2 separate regions of the Homo sapiens genome follow, and region 1 is linked to region 2. The links are chromatin loops, found by intact Hi-C in ENCODE. Cell type or tissue: adrenal gland. All regions are shown on one strand. Each heading gives the region's core, and the rest is flanking DNA. Links, peaks and the distances in the headings are about the cores only.

What was found. A loop is a pair of places that touch in the nucleus more often than their neighbours do. Peaks named below come from ENCODE experiments on the same cell type or tissue, not always from the same donor. Only the 100,000 strongest peaks of a DNase experiment are listed, where the experiment ranks them.
Region 1: it touches region 2 in a loop (2.8-fold over the local background); 7 of 110 quality-filtered maps call a loop at or near these places.

What each region holds. Positions count from the first base shown.
Region 1 is chr3:149,278,773-149,289,504 of GRCh38, reverse strand. TM4SF18-AS1 (TM4SF18 antisense RNA 1) reads right to left here and starts at 4,726. Exons shown (of 2, transcript NR_186251.1): 1 at 4,323-4,726. In adrenal gland, for the core only: no CTCF peak of the experiment used is centred there; no DNase peak of the experiment used is centred there.
Region 2 is chr3:149,348,034-149,358,765 of GRCh38, reverse strand. It overlaps the pseudogene RPS25P5. Among named protein-coding and RNA genes, the nearest start is that of TM4SF18, 20 kb to the right of the region's middle. In adrenal gland, for the core only: a CTCF peak has its summit at 6,110; a DNase peak (open chromatin) is centred at 6,045; H3K27ac peaks cover 550 bases.

The DNA.
Region 1 (10,732 bases), core at 828-8,827, 69 kb after region 2:
GCGAAAACTTGGGGTGTGATGGAGAGAGGAAGCAAGTGTCCTTTCTTTTTCTTCCATCTTTTTGTCCCTGAGTCTCGGCAACCTTGGCAGTCGCCACCCATGGTTACTGATCCGGCATGCACCCATGAAGCAGGGAAGGCCTAGAGAATAGGAATTATTTGCCCTTAACTTTGCCTCCATTTTTCCTACTGCCAGCAACCCTTGGGTTCCCTGGGCTTCATTTATTCCATGGAGCATGGCCTCCTTCCATGAGGTGGGGGGTTTAGTCAGCAGGAATTGGTCCTGCCCATTTACATTGTGCCTGTTGCCTGGCTTTGGACCCCTCAGATTTGGTTTTTCTTTCTATGGCCTCAGCCTCAAGCTTGGAGTCAAGTTTGAGACTAAAAAGTATTTTAGAGGGTTGCATGTATCTGTTTAGATTAAACCTCAAATGAGCCCTGATGAATTTGCAGTTATCAGGGGGATAGGAACCCTCTAATCTAGAAAAGGAGAAAAGAGAAAACAGTTAAAGGGTCAAAACGGGGAGGTCCTGAGGGAAGAAGCCCTTGCTCACTGCTAATGGGTCCTTCCCCCAGTTTGAACTGAGCTGAACTCCTTGGCCAGGAGAAGAAAAGTTCCACTGATGCTGCAGGCGGGAAGCACCAGCCAGCCGGCTGCGCAGGGTCCTGGTGGCAGCTGCAGTTTTCTCCTGCCCCTTGTGGCCATTGGGTGTGGCTTTTGCATGCTGTGGATATGCCCAGGTGCCCGAGCTAGGAGTTGGGGGGTAAGAAAAGGAGGTGCCATGTGCACCTGAGACTGTTGGGGTGGGGGTGGTGATGATACTTCTAAGAATAAACAGAAATCACATTGTTCTGAATTGCACTTTTTTTTTCTTTTTTCCTTTTTCTTTTTTTTTTGAGATGGAGTTTCACTGTGTCACCAGGCTGGAGTGCAGTGGTGAAATCTCGGTTCACTGCAACCTCCACCTCCCAGGTTCAAGCGATTCTCCTGCCTCAGCCTCCTGAGTAGCTGGGACTACAGGTACGTGCCACCACACCCACCTAATTTTTGTACTTTTAGAAGAGACAGGGTTTCACCATGGTGGCCAGGCTGGTCTCGATGTCTTGACCTCGTGATCTGCCTGCCTCGGCCTCCCAAAGTGCTGGGATTACAGGTGTGAGCCACCACACCCGGCCTGAATTGCACTTTTGATGGCTGAGCCAAATGCTCATTCTATTTAATATTGCACAGCCTGAACCAAAACCCGTAACATCATAAAGGAAGAGATGAGAGCCATTTCAAACTGTGAGAGAAGAGAAGACATCAAGCAAAATCTGGGGGTTTTAGCCAACAGACTTCAGTCCTGGGGCCTTGCAGCAAAAAAACACCTTCAGTTGCCCCAGGGCTTTACAGGGTGTGGCTCGCCTGTTCTGTTGCTACACGCTCAAACCCCTGAGGGGAGGGGAGCATGCAGATGGACAGGTGCAGGAGCCTAAGTGGGGGTGTGTTACAGTGTGCCCTTTTAGCCCTGCTGTCCATGGATGGCTTGAATTTAATCAGCTCAATGGACACTCTGCCTTTTCACAAGGGCAGAGGGCCAATGTGACCACTTTTTGTATCCCAAGCTCTTGCCCAGCATCCTGGAAGAATCAGGCCACACATGGGCTTGAAGGTTGAATGCAGGGTTTTATTGAGTGGTGGAGGTGGTTCTCTGAAGGATGGATGCAGAGCTGGAAGCGGGGATGGCACGGGAAGATAATCTTCCTGCTGGGTGGCCAAACCTCTCCGACCACCCTCGGCTGAACTCCTCTCGGCGTTCAAATGTTCCTCTTCTCTCTTTCTCTGCTGTATCGTTTCACCATTCATCTGCTTGTCTGGGATGGTGAAGACAACTGTTTGCTCATTCTAAACGACACGGAATAGAGGCGTCTCCTCATCTGCTCATCTGCTTCTGGAGCCCGAGGTTTGGGGTTTATATGGGTACAGGATAGGGGAGCATGGCAGGATAAAAGGCAACTTTTGGGGTGCGAAAACAGAAATGGCTGTTCCCATTTAAGGCCATGGGTCTCCAAGCTTGAGGGTGGGGCCTTTGCCAGGGAACTGCCCTCTTCTATCCAGTATTTCCCTGTCTCCTGTCCATATCAAAATATGGCCCATTGTAAGGCAATGAGCAGAGGAATTACCTGATTGGATTTATATTTTTAAAGGGCCACTCAGGCTGCTTTGTTAAGAATAAACTGAAGGGAGATAGAAGCAAGAAAGCTACTTAGGAGACTATTGGAGTACTCTAGGGAGGTATACTGGTGGTTTGGACCTGAGGTGTATTAGTAAGAGATGGTGAGAAATTGCTCGATTTGGGGGATACTTTGAATAGGTGACAGATTGGATGTGAAGTGTAAGACAGAGAGGAGCTAAGGTTTTGCAGCCTAAACTGCTGGAAGATTGGAGTTGCTATTAACCGAAATGAGAAAGGCAGTGGTTGAAGTGGCTTTGGAGGGTGAGAAATATTAGTGAAGTTTAATTCTTACCCTTGTTTCCCTTGTGAACTCCCAAAATTTAAGACATGTCTCAGTTAATTCAGAAAGTTTATTTTGCCAACGTTGAGGACACGCCCATGACACAGCCTCAGGAAGTCCTGACAGGTGCCCAAGGTTTATATATATATATATATTTCTAAGCAAACCAAAACAATAATAATATGACAACCTGATGATATAAAAGATATGTATATATGTGTGTGTGTATATATATATATATATCTCCTCTTATTGTGACTTATACTGACCGCTCATGACATGGTCAGACTTTCTAATTTGTTCTCAACATTCTTTTTAAACAACCAGTTATTTTATTTTAGGACTATATTTACCATGCAGGATTCTTTCTTACCTAAAATTACTTTTCTTTCAGCTTCTTTACCTAAAAAAACTCTTTTATTTTTATAACTTTCTATGCATCTTTTTTTGTTTCCTGGTTCCTTTTACCTTGTTTTACACATAACCTTTAAGCTTTGAATTAGACGAAACTTGTTCACCTTTTTTTTAAAGACACACTTTTTTTTAGCAAGAATGTTTTCCTACAATATATATTTATTGGAAAATGCCCAAATAGTAAAATATCTATTATTTAATTTAACTTTATATTCTAAATTATGACCAGTTTGTCTACAAGTATTTATCCCATTACATTTACCTAATTATTTTATTTTAATTGTTTACCTAGATTATTTATGAAAACTATGATAGTCATGATTTAAAGTTGTGAAACCACCATTGCAAAATTATAACTAAGACACTGAAAAAAGATTTGCCCTAACTGGCTCCATCTTGCTCATAACCTCTAAGCTGTCCTTGTTCATTCCTGGGCGTAGGCCGAGCTAACTTTGGGAAGGAATTCAGCTCAAGGTTTGACTCTGAAACAAAATTGGTAACAGCCCTTTCCCAAAAAGACCCCACTTCTTACCTGGGGTCCAGTCTGCCTTTCTAGGACTAACCAATTAGCTACGAGATTGGAAATAACAGTTTAGGGATAATGCAGCCTCCCTCTCCAAGAGTCTAAACCTCACCAAATTGCTCCTGGGGATAACATCACTATTGTAAAACCTAAGATCAGTGCACTTGATGGATCAGTGGACACCACTCAGATCGGTAATCTGGCCCAACCAGTTGTGCCATCGCACACAGTAACAGAAGACATTAAGAAAACCTAACTTTGACCCACTATGATTTCATTGTGTCCGGAATTGGTGGGTTCTTGGTCTCACTGACTTCAAGAATGAAGCCGCGGACCCTCGTGGTGAGTGTTACAGTTCTTAAAGGCAGTGTGTCCGGAGTCTATACTAGAAATCATTCTTATAGGAGAAACTAGAAAAGCACCAGAGACAGGTAGCAATTTTTAGAAGCGGGACTAAACTCAGAGAAGAGAGGAGAGAGGAAGTTTGTCTGGCAGGCATTAGGAACCAGGGGGCAAGGCTCAGGATAGATAGGATAGATGGGCGAGTCTCGCTTGGGCGACATGCCTTTGAGAGTTCCGCTCATGGTCGCAGGGTCAACCAACTTGTTGTCGGGACCCCGGAGGTGCATGGCTTTCCTCTCTGTTGACCCTCGGCTCAGCCCAGAAGTACAGGAAAAGCAAAAGCTGGTTCTAGGCAAACCAATGGTCTCAACACCGAAGAGTCGGGAGTTGTTAGAAAGCCCTTTCCCAGAAAGCCTGACACCCTTGTCTTTAGTCCGGCAGCCGCGCTAGTCACTTTTAACTGGCCGACAGGTGCCCAGTATTTAGCCCCCGAACTCTAAGCAAAGACAGGACAGAATAGCAAGCGAAAGGGGTCCGATGGTACTCACTGCTTGGCGATAGGTGATTGTCTCGCCGCTCAGCTATAGGCGATGGTCTCACCACTCGGTGATAGGCGATTGTCCCATCTAGGTCGCCAAAATGTGTCTGGAATTGGTGGGTTCTTCGTCTCACTGACTTCAAGAATGAAGCCGCGGACACTCGCAGTGAGTGTTGCAGTTCTTAAAGGCGGCATGTCTAGAGTTTGTTCCTTCTGATGTTCGGATGTGTTCACAGATTCTTCCTTCTGGTGGGGTTCGTGGTCTCGCTGGCTCAGGAGTGAAGCTGTGGACCTTCGCGGTGTTACAGCTCATAAAGGCAGTGTGGACCCAAAGAGTGAGCAGCAGCAAGATTTATTGCAAAGAGCAAAAGAACAAAGCTTCCGCGGTGTGGAAAGGGACCCAAGCAGGTTGCCACTGCTGGCTCAGGCAGCCTGCTTTTATTTTCTTATCTGGCCCCACCCACATCCTGCTGATTGGTCCATTTTACAGAGAGCCGAGTGGTCTGTTTTGACAGGGCGCTGATTGGTGAGTTTACAATCCCTGAGCTAGACATAAAGGTTCTCCAAGTCCCCACCAGAGTAGCTAGATACAGAGTGTCGATTGGTGCATTCACAAACCCTGAGTTAGACACAGGGTGCTGATTGGTGTGTTTACAAACCTTGAGCTAGATACAGAGTGCTGATTGGTGTATTTACAATCCCCTAGCTAGACATAAAGGTTCTCCAAGTCCCCACCAGACTCAGGAGCCCAGCTGGCTTCACCCGGTGGATCCCGCACCAGGGCCGCAGGTGGAGCTGCCTGCCAGTCCTGTGCCCTGCGCCCACACTCCTCAGCCCTTGGGTGGTCGATGGGACTGGGTGCTGTGGAGCAGGGGGTGGCGCTCGTCGGGAGGCTCGGGCCGCACAGGAGCCCACGGGGCGCAGGGGGGTGGGGGGAGCTCAGGCATGGCGGGCTGCAGGTCCAGAGCCCTGCCCCGAGGGAAGGCAGCTAAGGCCCGGTGAGAAATTGAGCGCAGCAGCTGCTGGCCCAGGTGTTAAGACCCCTCACTGCCCGGGACCGGTGGGGCCTGCCGGCTGCTCCCAGTGTGGGGCCCACCGAGCCCACACCCACCGGAAACTCGTGCTGGCCCACAAGCACCACGCACAGCCAGGGTTCCCACCCGCGCCTCTCCCTCCACACCTCCCTGCAAGCTGAGGGAGCCGGCTCTGGCCTTGGCCAGCCCAGAAAGGGGCTACCACAGTGCAGCGGCGGGCTGAATGGCTCCTCAAGTGCTGCCAAAGTGGGAACCCAGGCAGAGGAGGCGCCAAGAGCGAGTGAGGGCTGCGAGGACTGCCAGCACGCTGTCACCTCTCACCATCTCCAACTTGACCAATCAACACTCCCTACTTTCCAAGCCCCTACCTGCCAAATTATATTTAAAAACTCTGATCCCCAAAGGCTCAGGGAGATCGATTTGAGTAATAATAAAACTCCAGTCTCCCGCACAATGGCTCTGGGTGAATTACTCTTTCTCCATTGCAATTCTCCTATCTTGATAAATCAGTCTGTCTTGGCAAAGTGAACCCATTGGTTGTTTACAGTACATTTTATAGATTTACAAAGACTCCCTCCTTTTTTTTCCTATCTTAGACTTTCGGTTTCTCGATAACCTGTTTCATAGCCCTAGGCAGTTGTCAGCTAAATAGTCTAAAATTTTCACATTAAAGGAAACAACTCAGGTGAAAATCAAATAGCAAAATTTACGTTATAAAATAGAAAGAGAAAAAAATCTGGCAGTGCTAGAAGGAGACACTTTTATTTTTCTTTGAGCCAAATTAAACATAAAATTAAACTACACTCTTCCTTAAAATCCCTAGAGTAGATTCTGTTGCAATAACTAGTTTAGTAAAAAAAAAAAAAAAAAAATCAGGTGAAAACAGAATTCAGTTAACTGAGAAAAAAAAAGAAAAAAAATAAACTTTTGCTCCAAAAGACAAGGTCTTAGGAGAGAAAAACAAACCAACAAACAAAACCAAAAACATGAAGGCCTTTCAAACATGCACACATGCACACATACACACACACACACACATCTTGGATGTTAGCCTTTTAATTAAGCTGACTTTTATCCAGTCCAAACTCAGCCTCCAGCAATTGTTAAAATTACCAGTTTATTGTGCCAGTGGCTTCTGCTCTAGGTAAGCATATTTCTTCTGTGACTCTAGATTGTCTGTCTCTTCAGATATGGGGATTTGCCCTACAAACTCCATTATCTGATGGGTTTAAGAAAAGCTGTTGATTTTCTTTGTCCAGTTTCTCTTGTTGTAAGGATTATGACTTCCATGCTCTTTACATGCTGGAGCTGAAACTGGAAGTCTTAGGGGTTGGTATTTGGGCATGTTGAATTTGACGAGTTCATTAGACTCTTGCTTCTCAAAGTGTGGTTCATGGACCTGCAGCACTGGCATCATCTGCGAGCCAGTGAGGAAATGCAGAATTTCAGACCCACCCAGACTTATAGAATACAGATTTTTCCTTTTAAAAAAATCTCCAGATGATTTTTCTGTGCATAAACATTTAAGAAGTTGCTATATTAACCATCTAAGTGGAAATGTGGCATAGATTATTGTATATACTGTTAGGCAGAGAGGTTCAAGCCAGAGACACACATTTCTGAGTTTTTGTCATGTTGGCACTATTTTAAGCCATGAAACAGATTCCCTGACCTACATCATGGACTTTAGTATCAGTGCACTCCAACTAAACCACAGGAACACATCTGTAGATGAACAAGTTGTGTTTGTTGCTTAACGCATTGAGAGAGAACATACATGATACAGAACCTTGGGGTATCTCAGAAAAAAAAAGCAGTGTTAAAAAGAACTTATTGTATGATTGGGGTTTGTGTTAGGTGATTTGTGGGGGATGTTTAAGGAAGCAGGGCTTTGCTCTGGATCAAAGGCAGTGAGAAAGTGGGGGAAATTTATGATTGGGTATCTTAATAAATGTAATCTATAAGAAAAGAAGAATGAAATAAAGCTAAAGCTATAATTGGTAAAGAGTAAAACAAAGCTAGAGCCATAAAATATAGTCAGGGAATGTGTGGTTATTTTTGAGATTTGGAGAATGTTCATGTTTCTCATGTATACTGTAAACCAAAAATAAAATTCTAAGGTCCCCCAACCATCTGAAAGGACTTCCTCCTCAGCCAAGGCTCTTTTAAAATTTTACCTGGAGACTGTTTCAGGCCTTGAAGGGCAGCGGGGGTTGGACATGCCTCATTACACCTCTCAACATTAACACCAACACAGACTTTAAGTCTGATAAGAAACATTTTTACAACCTATTGTTTCTGAAGCCTACTACCTAAAAGCTTCCTCTGTAAATAACTTGGGTCTCCACAATTCTTTATCTTAACCCAGACCTGCCTTTCTGTTGATCCAAGGTCTTTATACAAATTCAACCAATTGTCAACCAGAAAATGTTTAAATTTACTTATAGCCTGGAAGCCCCCACTCGGCATTGTCCCGCCTTTCTGACCAAACCAATGTATTTCTTAAATGTATTTGATTGATGTCTCATGCCTCCGTAAAATGGTATAAAACCAAGCTGCACCCCAACCACCTTGGGCACATGTTCTCAGGTCCTCCTAAGGGTTGTGTCACAGGCCATGGTTACTCATATTTGGTTCAGAATAAATGTCTTCAAATATTTTACGGAGTTTGACTCTTTTCATCAACAATATTCAGACATTTTCTGGAGTGGTATTGTTTTTCTTCTGGCTCCATTAGGGTCACAGAGTGGTGCTGTCTGATGTTGGTGTTCTGGGAGATTGTTTATGCCAAGGAGGAGGACACCAGGGCCTAGCTGTGAGTGCCAGGCCAGCTCCTAGTTGGGCAAAGCTTAGCCACTAGTACCAGGACAGCTCCTGGATGTTGGGGGGCTGCTTTTCTCTTTCTTACTGTTCAGTGTCTTCCCACTATTCCCTTCTGTGCCTTGCTTTGTAGGCCTCCAGTGTCTTATGTAGTCTACCCCATACTGCGAAAGCTTGTAATTTGCATAGCCTTAAACTGCGAAGGACTCAGAGCTCCAGCCCAAGTGGAACTCTCTCTGCCCCAGCTGCTAGCTGCTCTACTTATTCAAATTTTTCTAATCTAGTATATAGTTTCCCATAGAATAACCTTGATTATAAGGCAAGGAGTTTAATGGTAGGGCATCCACCAGGCTTTAAGTCCTGGATTTAAATTCTGGCAATAACATTTAGTTGTTTTGGTTAGTTGTTTAAAATCTCCAAGTTCCAGTTTCCTTATCTATAAAAGAGAACTTAATAAGCTTCCCTTTCAGAGTTGGTGGCACAATTAGAGCTAATATTTACAAAAGGGCTAAGGAAGAGCTGACTTTCAACAAATGGTGGTTATTGGTAGAAGTAATACAAAGAATAGAAATGGATCTAACAGTGACTGACATCCTCCATGGTGTCTTTAAACTCCCCATCTTGCCCCAACATCATTTATATCTAATTTATCAGCTTTGTTGGAAGATATAATTAGAGCCATATACTCTGAGAAAAACTGAGCATTTGTAGGTAATATAGAAGTCTACACACTTAAACTATTAAAGCCACTGCTATTACAGGTAGTATGAAAAGAACAGAAAATTTTATTTGGAATCCAGTAATCTATAGCTGACTACTGGCACTACAATTTGGAAATGTGCATTCTACAGCAAGTTACTTGACCTTTTGAGTTTTTGGTCTCTTATCTACAAATCAGATGTAAGGAAGGGGCAGGGGTAAGGGAGAGACTGTTGGGAAAATTACATAGGGTAATAATTTTCATTTATAAAATATTTTCTATATAGCAGAGTTTTTTACAAACAGATGTTATTATCACTAGTCCCTTATGCACATTTTTATTTGCTGTATTTATTTCTTAAACTTATTTACAGTTCTGGAATGGAAAAACCAGGAAGGAATCTAAATTTCCTCCAAGGTATTTAGCCTCACACCTTCAGGCTAAATTCAACAAAGTTTGGCTAAGTAAACTTAAATAAAGTGAGTTATGTTCTTGAGCTGTAACCAAGAATATAATCAAATGATAGTGACCAACTTTAAACACTGCTGTACCAAAAGGCTGATCTACTGAGGGCTATTCAGGGAGGAACAGAAAGGACTGGAACAATTATTTTCATCCTGACAAACAATAGTATGTAACATGACCTAGGAAAAAGTGCTTGACCCTTCACCCTTCAACAAGAAAAAAAAAATAGAAGCCAATTTTCCTAGTCACCTGTTGAGAAGAACCAAAACAACAAATATTTACCAATACCATGCTCTACCATTTTCGTTGTAGCTCTCAGTGGGCTGAGAGCTAACTTTTTCCATGTGCCTGCTCTGTGTCAAAGTAGAGGCCAGGTCCTCGCAGGAGCCATGAACTTTAATTATTATTACCCTTATATTACAAATAACAGGACTCTGGGTCAGAATGATTATGCAGCTCGTCCCACATGACACAGGTAGTAAATGGTGGAGTTGAACTGGAGGTAGATCTGCTTGAATTGAATATAGGAGATTTTTTTGCACTTTTTGGGGTACCTTGTGTAGAAAAAAAAATGCCAGCTGAATCGCTCCTTTGCTATCCATATTCCAGGGTAAAATTAATGTTCCTATGAGAATGAGGTAGAAGTCATAGAATGTTGGGAAGAAGGGACCTTTGAAAGCTCATTTAAAGAATCCCATTCCCACCTGGTGGGTGGGTCCTTTTACAGCTGCTGGTCCAGGCCACAGTGACAGGATAGGCTTTAAAGTTCTTCCATATACAGAGCTAAATTTATGGGCCTATAGCTTCCAACTATTTGAATCCAGTTGAGTTTCTTCCTTGAGGCAGAGAGCCCATGTATAATCCTTTTCTCTTGTGACACATTGTGTTTGACTGGGGTCTTCTTGCCAGCCCTTTCAATTGTTTCCCAAAAGGTGTGGGATGTGAATCTCTTCTCTTGGTTCTCCTGTGGGTGGTTTCTCCCATTGCCAAGGTCCCTCCAGGAGACCCAGCTTTTCTGAATTCCTTCCAAGATCTGCTGGTGACTTTAAATCTGCCAAAGCACTCGGTGGCTCAGGCAAGGATTGTGTAAACAATCCTAAGTCATGGAACGTGATCTACTCCTTAAGAGCTAAAGTAACCTTAAAGTGAGGCTAGAAACATATAGATGGTTCAGCCCAAAGAATTTGGTATGTCTTTTAAACCAAAATGCCACATATATTACTTGCTACATTTATATTTGATCTCTTCATCCAAAACTCCAACACTTTTTGGAGTATTGACATTTGGAGTATGTGGCATTTTCTTAAATAGGTATTGATATCTATATGTACACATGGGAAAAATACACTTTGATTTTGTGTGTTTTGAAAAATAGGCTGGGTGTCGTGGCTGATGCCAGTA
Region 2 (10,732 bases), core at 1,236-9,235:
GCTCCACGAAAGACTCTATCAAAAGGAATCAGAAGACAAATAACAGATTGGAAGAGAATATTTGCAAAATACTTATCTGTTAAAGGACTGTTACACAAAATATACAAAGAACTCTCAAAACTCAACATAAGAAAACAAACAACCTGATTAAAAAATGGATGAAAGACCCGACCAGACACATCATCAAAAAATACACACAGAAGACAAATAGGCATATTAAAAGATGCTCAACATCAGATATCAGTAGAGATTTCTAATTAAAACAAGATACCATAATAATCCTATTAGAATGGTCAAGGTCCTTAACATTGACAACACCAAATACAGGTGAGGATGTGGAGTAAGAAGAGCTCTCATCCGTTGCTGATGGGAATGCAGTTTTAGAAGACAGTTTGACAGTTTTTTACAAAACTAAATATACTCTTACCATACAATCCAATAATTACACTCTTTGGTATTTACCCAAATAAGTAGAAATTTTATATTCACACAAAAATCTATGCAAGCAGCTTTATTTATAGTTGCCAAAACGCTTGGAAGCAACCAAGATGTCCTTCAGTAGATGAATGAATAAATAAACTGTGATACATCTGGACTTCTGCACTGTGGGATATTATCTAGCACTAAAAAGAAATGATCTATAAAATGATGAAAAGACATGGAGAAACCTTAAATGTATATTATGAAGTGAAAGAAGCCAATCTGAAAATACTACATATGGTATGATTCCAACTATAAATGCCACGGAAAAGGCAACACTATGGAGACAGTAACTAGATCAGTGGTTGCCAAGTGTTAGTGAGGAGGGAGGGAGGAATAGGTGGAGCATAAAGGAATTTTAAGAGAGTGAAACTACTCTGTATGACATCATAATGGTGGATATATGTCATTACTCATTTGTCCAAGTCGATAGAATATACAACAGCAAGTGAACTCTAATGTACATTATGGACTTTTAGTGATAATGATGTGTCAGTGGAAGTTCATCAATCACAACTAATTTACTGCTCTGATGCAGGATGTTGGAAGTGAGGGAGATTTTGTGTGTATGGAGGTGGCTGCAGGGTTGGGGGTGGGGAAAGAAGGTATATGTGAGCTGACCCCTCTTTGCTTTCAGTTCAATGTTGCTGTGAACTTAAAAGTGATCTTAAAACTAAATAGCTTTTTGTCTGACATCTTAGCGAGGTTAAAGTGGTTGCTGCTGTCCCCTGGGCATCGCGATGCTGCCCAAGGACGACAGGAAGAAGAAAGACACTGGAAAGTCAGACAAGAAAGACAGAGACCCAATGAACAAATCTGGTGGCAAGGACAGAAAGAAGAAGTGGTCCAAAGGCAAAGTTTGGGACAAGCTCAATAACCTAGTCTTGTTTGACAAAGCTACATATGACATACTCAGTAAGAAAGTCCCAACAGTAAGCTTATAACCCCAACTGAGGTCTCTGAGAGACTGAAAATTAAAAGTTGTCTGTCCAGGGCAGCCTTTCAGGAGCTGTTTAGTAACAGACTTATCAAACTAGTTTCAGTGCACAGAGCTCAAATAATTTACACCAGAAACACCTAGTGCGGAGGTGCTCCAGCTTCTGGTGAAGATGCAGGAACAGGCCCAACAAATTGTATATTTGGAAAAATAAAACCAAATAAAATAAAATAAGGTCTGCATTAAAAATATCACCCAACAGCTTTCAAAATTCCCAAAGCCTAGGCCAAACCCCAAATCAATTACCTCAGGATATATGAGGTGCGACCTAGACATCAGTAAGTTTTTAATAGAGCCCATGAATCTCAAAGTACTGCCAAGGCTGAGAACTACTGCCCTAGAGAATGCTACTCAATTAGAGTTAGGTTAGACTCACCACTTGAATCTCACTTAGAGTTAGATTAGAACTGCCAGTTAGAATTACCCAGGCACTTTAAAAAATATATATAGATGACCAAGCCCCACTTGCTGAAATTCTGACTCATTTGATCTGGAGCAACGCCTGGGTATTAGTATTTTTAAAAGCTCTTCGGATGATTCTAGTATAAAGCCATGATTGAGAATCACTGATCTCAAGAATGGTAAATTCCTAGAACATATGCTTCCAACACTCAGTTCTACCCCCATGGCAAACATCGCTACTCATTCTGCTTGCCAGTGAGCCTAGGCTTTGAAATCCACCTCTCCTCAGCCTGTCAAGCAGGATCAATAATTGATCTGAGTTGCCAGTGGAATTCCCTTTGGCATCTCTGAATTATACATCTATTCCATCCCCCAACCAGAGATGGCTTCGTTGGACCTGACCAGCTCCATTCCTGCCTCCATCTCCATGACTTGAAAAATCTGACATTTTCATAGGAAAGCTCTCCAAGGCTGTGACCCTTTGACAGCTGTTCAGGCTTTAGGACAATGCTGTACATTCATACTGTGCCTACAATCTTCATATCTCAAGGACTTTCTGCAAACATTAACTCGTTTGTTTGAAAATGTCTGGCGTTGTGAGGTCTAATGAGATAATGTTTATGAAACACTCTGTGTTCCCAAGATGAGAGACAGCATGTTATTCACGTAAAAGGCACATTGAGAGGTCTCTGAAAACTCTCGCCCAACTTGGCTGCCTTTTTTGCTTTGCGGTGAAAATCCTTTAAGGCCAAGGGATGGGCCACACCACCATTCTTTAGAGAAGGTGCAGTGACATGGGAAGGGGAGCAGTGAGAACAGCCTGGTAGAACTCCAGCTTCTATCATTTTTTAGTTTTGTGATCTTAAGCAAGTTTCATAGCATCCTTCAGCTTCTCTTCCCTCATATGTCCGACGGGAATGATAATGTCTGGCTCAGGTAACGTAAGTGAGAATGCTGGCATGGAGTAGACATTCAGTGTCAGTTATTCTAAGGAGCTGGGAACTGCCTTAGGCTGATTTTTAAAGGGTCCCATAGGCAGTACATTCTCAATTAAGCAGAATAAAATGTAGAGGACAGTGCTGATTAAGAATCTGGAAAAGAGCCTTCCTTTGATTAACATGAGAATGAGAAGAATTTATGTCTTCAAAACACTTCCCATGCGGATTAATAGTTAAGAACAAGATCTGTGTTCACTCTGAGAGGCCGAGGCGGGCGGATCACGAGGTCAGGAGATTGAGACCATCCTCTGCTTTTTGTATTTTTAGTAGACCGTCTCTACTAAAAATACAAAAAGTTAGCTGGGTGTGGTGGCGGGCGCCTGTAGTCCCAGCTACTCGGGAGGCTGAGGCAGGAGAATGGCGTGAACCCGGGAGGCGGAGCTTACAGTGAGCCAAGATCACGCCACTACACTCCAGCCTGGGCGACAGAGCAAGACTCCATCTCAAAAACAAACAAACAAACAAACAAAAAACTCTCTTCTGAGTCCTGCTTTATCCTAGAAGTCATGTTATATCCATCTCTATTAAGAACAAAACCTTTCAACAAACATATACTGACTGGCTACTCCTCATCAAGCCGAATAATGAGGATGAAAAGAAAGCTTTTATTTTCCCAGTGTATGAGAAGAAATCCCTGTTACAAAATGCAGATAATATGTTTCATCAATTATAAGATGCACATTTTTGTCACCCGATAACATACCTGAAATTTGCGTGTATCTTACAATTGAGGGCAGGTCATAGATTCATTAGCAGCATTTTTTGCCCTTTTAACTATTTCATAGACTAGCTCATGGACAGAAGGGCTCATAGATGGGTCATCTTCAAATTGAGGCATCTCAGATTAAGTTAAATATGACAGTAACTATCTCTCAGGATTGTTCAGGGGGTAACCTTGGAAAAGCACTTATTCATTATTTACTGCTACATAGCAGATTACTTCAAAACATAAGAGTTTAAAACAACAGTTTTTTTCTCACAGTTTCTGCGGGCCAGGAATCCAGGAGCAGATTAGCTCAGGTTCTGCCTCAGGGTCTCTGAAGAGGTTACAGTCAAGGTGTCAGCTGGGTCTGCTGTCATCTACGGCTTGCTAGTGGAGGATCCACTTCCAAAATCACCCACACAGCTGTTGGTAGAAGGCTTCAGTTCTCCACACTGTGAGCCTCTCCACAGAGCTTCTTACAATAAGGCAACTGGCTTCTTCTACAGTGAGTGATGAGAAAGAGAGCCCAAGATGGAAGCTGCAGTCTTTTATACCTAATCTTGGAAGTTACCTATTATTCCTTCTTTCATATCCTATTGGTCACACTGGGCAACAATAGTACAAGATGGGAAGGGACTACACAGGAGGCAGGGATCACTGGGAACCACCTTGGAGACTGGCCATCGTAGAACTCAACACACTGAATGATGAAAATAAAATAAGAAATAAGTGTTAGTTTCTTTCCTTTTTACCTCATGTGGATGCTGTTGAAAGAGATTGAGTCTACACTTGAATTTGTATTATCATCAAACTCAATAACTTCAGTCTATGTCAACTCCAGTTGTATATCTGGAGTGGCAACTGGAATGAGAGAAAGATGCTGAAGAGTGTATTTTGTGTCTGACTAGTTGGTATTGTTGGTGACAGATGAAGAGCTTTCACCTATCTTGTATCAAGTTGGAAAATCTTAGAATTTTACTGATATCTGTTTGGAAAGAAATGCTGAAAAAAGCTAACTTAGGCCCTTTTATGTCCTTCTGGCTTCTGTCATATGAGGACACAACAAAAAGGCCCTCATCAGACACCAAATTCCACTGTTTTGACCTTGGACAGCTCAGCTTCCAGGCACTGTGAGAAATAAATTTCTATTGTTTATAAATGACCCAGAGCATAGTATTTTGTTATAGCAGTACAAAAGGTTTAAGATAGGTCACAAGGACAACTCACTGTGGCCCCGGAGTTGAGATATTTTGACAGTCCATGCAAAGTCTATCTACCTAATTCAGTGGGTAGCTGGAACAGACCACTGTGATTGGCCAACTGAACAGGATCACATGAATGCTAGAGGGTAGTTCTCAAAAGGCAAGAAAAAGGAGATTCCAGGTGGTCAAAACAATAATACATGGTTGCTATGAGTGGACATGGTGGGAACCTCACAAGTACCTGGGGTGGAGAGAGGGACATGGAAAATAGAGAGCAGAGTGAGGTGGCTCCAATGACCAGTTGCAATTGGAACTCAGTGGCCCCTGGTCAAATGCTTGTGTATTCAGTGCTGGAAAGTAGAAAACCAGTGCAGATGCTGACAGACCTAACTTAACCACCCACCTCGACTCACTTCCAGCTTCCATCCAGTCTGTACGTAATTCTTCAGCCTTCCAAACCTAATAATACCTCCAGAAATGGAGACACAGGATCATGCTGTGGAAAGAGCAAGTACTAGTAGTCAGGGCCCTCAGTCTCACATTTGCCCCTGACTTGATCAAGTTCACTTCCTTCTCAATAAACATGGCATTAGGCCAGACAATATTTAAGCAGAGTATGGTGGAAATGTGGGCAGGTCTGAGGGTGGGGAAAATAAAAGGATAAAATACCCCTGAGGGATTAGATATATTTAAAATCACAAAGGTATTATATCACAGATCTATAACTTTACTAAAATATAAAAATGAATGAAAATATATTTGGTATTATTTTATCTTAGCCCTGTAAGAGAAGCTAATTTTCTCTTGTGGCTCTTCAGTTTTTAGTAAGAGAAGTGCAAGCAACTTTTTCTTATGGGCCAGGATGAAAAATAGCCTTATGAACTCCCAGGAGGAGTTTTTTCTTAAGGGGATACATATCATTTAAACCACAGAAGAGAGGTAAGTAAAGGGTGAGTAACCTAGATTGTCTAGAAAAAGGTGGTATTAGAGAGACCCTTTATGTTTTCTGAGTTGCAGAGTTGTGTTGGAAATAACACTGCCACCTATCCCTTGGCCATGATTAGAAAGAAACAATGGGAGGCAGTTCTGTAAACAGTGGAATCCATTTGACTCAAAGCTTCTGGGGCCAGCTCCGGTGTACGTAAACTGATTTTATGAATTTAAAGGGCTGCCACACTGGGGCCCCGGGCAGAGCTACATGTTGTGGGAGGCCATTGTCCTCCAAAAAGGGCCATGTGGCCCCAGCAGGGACTGGCACCACCGCCCCACCCCCGGCTCCTCACAGCAGAGATGTTTGGTGAACCAACTGGTCTTCAACAGTGACACCGTGTGGTCTAGAGCAGTAAAGACAGCCCTGACCAATGATCTCTCCCCTTGGGTTGAAGATGCCTGGCTAGCCTAAACCCAAACTTGGGCCGTTGAGAGGTACACTTCAGGAGGGAGGCACTGACCTTCTAAATACTAGGGTAGGCAGGGGATACAGTAATTTGTTTTCAGAGTTGATACATTGAGTTGTTGGAGCAGTTCCTATTGGTTAAATCAAACGTTACAAGTTGACTTTACTTATATTTCTGAAAATTCATAACTACATAATATTGACTTTTGCAAGTTCTTGGGAGCCCTTGAGCATCACACTCCAGGCCACTGAACACAGCTTCATTTCATTTCTTGTTTCACTTCATGGTATGCAAACTTGTTTTTTTGTTATTGTTGTTGTTGTTTTTAAAAAGGAAGAGGGAAGAGTGGGATGACCCAATTTTTGAATTTCAAATAACACTACACTGAATTATTAGGTTTTTCTCTAACGTATCTTTCAGTTGAAATGTCTACAATTTTATATGGAACTGTTTAATTTTTAAAGAATCTCCTGGGAAAGTTATTCATGCCACTCACTATGGTCTTATAGTTGGAATGTTTGATTTTATTTCTAGTTGAACACCGCAGTCTGTTTCTTATGGCATTTTTTAATATATAGGAATATGACTGTGTGAATTAGTCAATGTCTATAGTTCATGTGGTTTAGAGTGTTAGCCCCAGTAAGTGTCAGGCATTGTTCTGGGCATGGAACAGACAGCAGTATAGACCAGAACACAACCTCTCCACTCAAGGAATCTACTTGGCTGGAGAGAAGCACAGGACAGTTTTAGGAGCAGAGAGGAGGAAGATCCGAGCTAATTTCAGTTGCTGCCACTAACTTTGAGAGACATAAAGGCATGTACAAATACCGAAAACCAAAAGTAGAACCAGTTCATGAAATCAATAATTTACATGGGAGGGAATGCTGCTCAGAAATTGTCAGGTGTTGGAGTCAAGGATACTTGGTTTTGAATCCCAGTTCCACATTTACTAAATGTGTGATCTGAGCACATCACCCTATGTGCCTCAGCCTTCTCATCTGTGATTTAGAAAGAATATACATCTACCTTAAAAGAGGTTTAAATTAGATAATACTGGCAAAGTGAAATACTGAGCAGGATTGCTTTATAAATTGAGCTTTATTATACTCATGAAATTGAAACAAAAATTTGTAGATCAATCAGATCATCGATGCATTTTTCTTATGTTCAAATCAAGAGTTGAATCCATTTAATAAAGAGCTACAGGTTTAGACCAGATGAGATTCACCATTGTTAAAAGAAAAACTTTCTAGCTGGGCACAGTGGCTTATGCCTTTAGTCCCATCAACCCAGGAGGCTGAGGTGGGAGGACCACTTAAGGCCAAGAGTTTGAGACAAGCTTGGTCAACATATCAAGACCCCATCTTTAAAAAATAAAAAAAAAATAGCCAAGTATAGTGGCCCACACCTGTAGTCCCAGATACTTAGGAGGCTGAGGCAGGAGGCTTGAGCCCAGAAGTTTGAGGCTGCAGTGACCTATGATCATGCCACTGTACTTCACCCTGGGTGATAGAGTGAGACCCTATCTCTTTACAAAAATTTAGACAATTTAAATTTAACAGAGTTTAATTGAGCAAAAAAGGATTCACGAATTGGGCAGCCTCCTGAACCAAAATAGGTTCAGAGAGACTCTGGCACTGTCGTGTGATGGAAGAAAATTTATGGACAGAAAAAGGAAAGTGGCATACAGAAAACAGAAGTGATGAACAGAAATAGTTGGCTTGGTTACAGCTTGGCATTTGCATTATTTGAACATGGTTTGAATAGTTGGCCACCTTTAGTGGCCAAAACTCAGTGACTGGTAAAAGAGTAAAAGAGTAGGTAACAGCCTGTTTAGACATCCAGTTAGGTAATAGTTCATTATGTATGGAGAAAACTTTAGGCCAGATTTAAAATATGTAAGCAGGCAGCTTTAGGCTGAACTTAACTGAACACCATATTTCTCTAATTCTATGAATCTTGACCTCAGCTACACATTAAAATCACCTGGGGAGTTTTAAAAATACTATCACCTGGGGAGTTTTACAAATACTATCACCTGGGGAGTTTTAAAAATACTGTCGCCCAGACCTCAACCCCAAATAGTGTGATACAATTGGTCTGCAGTACGCTTTGGGGTTTAGGATTTTTAATCAGGAGTTAATGTGCAGCCAGGGTTGGGACCCACTGGTTTAACTGACTATGGAGGTTGAGCAGATCTACGCTTGGGTCACAGGCAACCAGAGCAGTTGCTGATGAGAACTTTCCCCTTATACACCCACATTCTGAGCTAGAAGTGATCTTGGAAACACCATTGGGAAAGGGAGTCACCTCTACCAACTGGTGCTCAAAATTAACTGTATCTCCCATCCTGTTAACCCCTTGAGGCTTTTGTGACCCTATCAGTACCAGGGCAGGTTCCTCAACCAGCAACTGTGGAATGCCTAGAAAGGTGGATTCCAGGGGCAGCTCCATCCTAGCACAGCCAAGAGACTGCCTCTCCCACCTCTCCCATCTTGGCTTTCTTATCTCTTTGCGTGTTAATGGAGATGACAGTGTCCTTCCTACAACCTAGCAGAGTAGTTATTAGGTCCATGAGACTGTGTCAGTAAAGTACATTGTAAACCATGATATATGAATGGAATTAAGTACCCAGTGGAGATTAGACATTATACTTTCTGAAACTGTAAAAACTGCTGTTTCATAAGTCATAGCTTTTGCTGTCCAGTGCTAACTTTTCTACCACCTTGTAGCAGAGCTGTGTTAATTCAGGCATATAAAATCTTGTATACAGAATTACCTTGTTTAGGGAATTGTTATATATAAAACAGAAAATCTGTATACAGGGTTTCACAAAAACAATACTGCAGTGCGCTCTATTTTCTATCCTAATCAATGACCTATCATGACAAATCTAAAATTCATCTAAAAACACCCATTTACCCAGCAGGCTCTGCCTAATGATTCCTTTGTTATGGAAAAATAATTACTATATTTTTTGTTATGCAAATATAGAGCACCAAAATTCATGAAATTTTATAGAGAAAGATAAAAAGTAACCAGAATTCGAATTAAGGATTTTAATTAGTCATGTCAATTTGGGGGTGGAAGGATGCTTTTTAAGCAGAAAGATGCCTTCTGTGTTGTGGTGACTTTGGAAAATGGCTTCTTGTTCTCTGATTTGGACTGCCTAGTGTGTGTGTGTACATGATTGTGTGTTCTTACAGAGTTGTGTGTGTTGTGAGCAGCTGGATGCAGGTGTGGTGCTTGTAGATGGGGATCACAGGAGAAACATGCAGGCTGATCTCTTCAACCCACATCGCAGAAAAAGGCAACTGCCAACCTAACAAAACGTTAAAGGCACTTTCTCAAGAGACAGCCTAGAGCATAGACTCCGTGCAAAGCCACATTACTCAGTTTGAATCTCAGCTTAACTCTTACCAGCAGTATGAATGCAGGCAAGTAATTTCACCTCGCTGTGCCTTAATTTCCTGAAGATAGTAATGGTACCCACTTCATTGGATTGTTGTGAGGATTAAATGAGCTAGTATTGGTAGAACACTTAAAACAGTAGCTGGAAAATAGTAAGCACCATATAAGTGCTAAATAAAATATACTTTTTAACTCAGTTTTATATCATCTGTAATTTACTCCAAGATGCATCAGTATAAACAGACCATATGGGACTTTAAATTAATCTACATCTTAGTGGTGAGAAATTAACACTAAAATACCCAATTTGAGAGTCCTCACTCCAGGAGTCCAGGAGTGGTTAGAGAAGAGTTTCAAATATTGCTATATAAATCTGTATGAGAGGTTACCAGGTAAATTAATTTACTGTTAAGAGGAAAAAAAAGGAAATTATGACAACAACAAAAAAGCAATTTATAGAATAATATGCTTTGTATTGTCATTTACTTTAAAATACATTCATTAGTTCATTCATTCAGCAAACAGTTATAAAGAATCTACTCTGTGCAAAGTGCAGAGATGAAGTGTTGCTGCTTAACTAAGGAACATCAAGGATTGCTGGCAACCACCAAAGCTAGGACATGGGCATGGAACAGATTGTCTCTCAGAACTTCCAGAAGAAACCAACCCTGCCAGCAGCTTAATTTCAGACCTTTAGTCACCTGAACTGGGAGACAATACAATACAGACAATTCTTTTGTTTTAAGCCACCTAGTTTGTGGTAATTTGTTATGCCAGCTATAAGAGGCTGCGACAGATCTGAAATGAACTCACTGCCTACTTGCCCTGTGACAACCAAGGACCTCTACTGCAAGCTGTTGGGGGCAAGCATGGACCAGACCCCAACCAGACCATCCAGACCTTGCACTATAAATCTTGCTCAAGGTGCTATACCCACTGATTGCAGGACCTTAAGGAAGCTGAAATAAGCAGCTCCCACCACAAATCTTACTCAAGGAAGTTAACCCTATCTCCCGCATGCGTACAAGGCCGGGAGAGTGACCAATCCTTAACGTTAGCTTCATTAGAATACTAAAAATCACATCCAGAGGTAGAGAGTTAATATGCTAATAAGACGTGTGATATTTGAAGGAGCAAGAAAT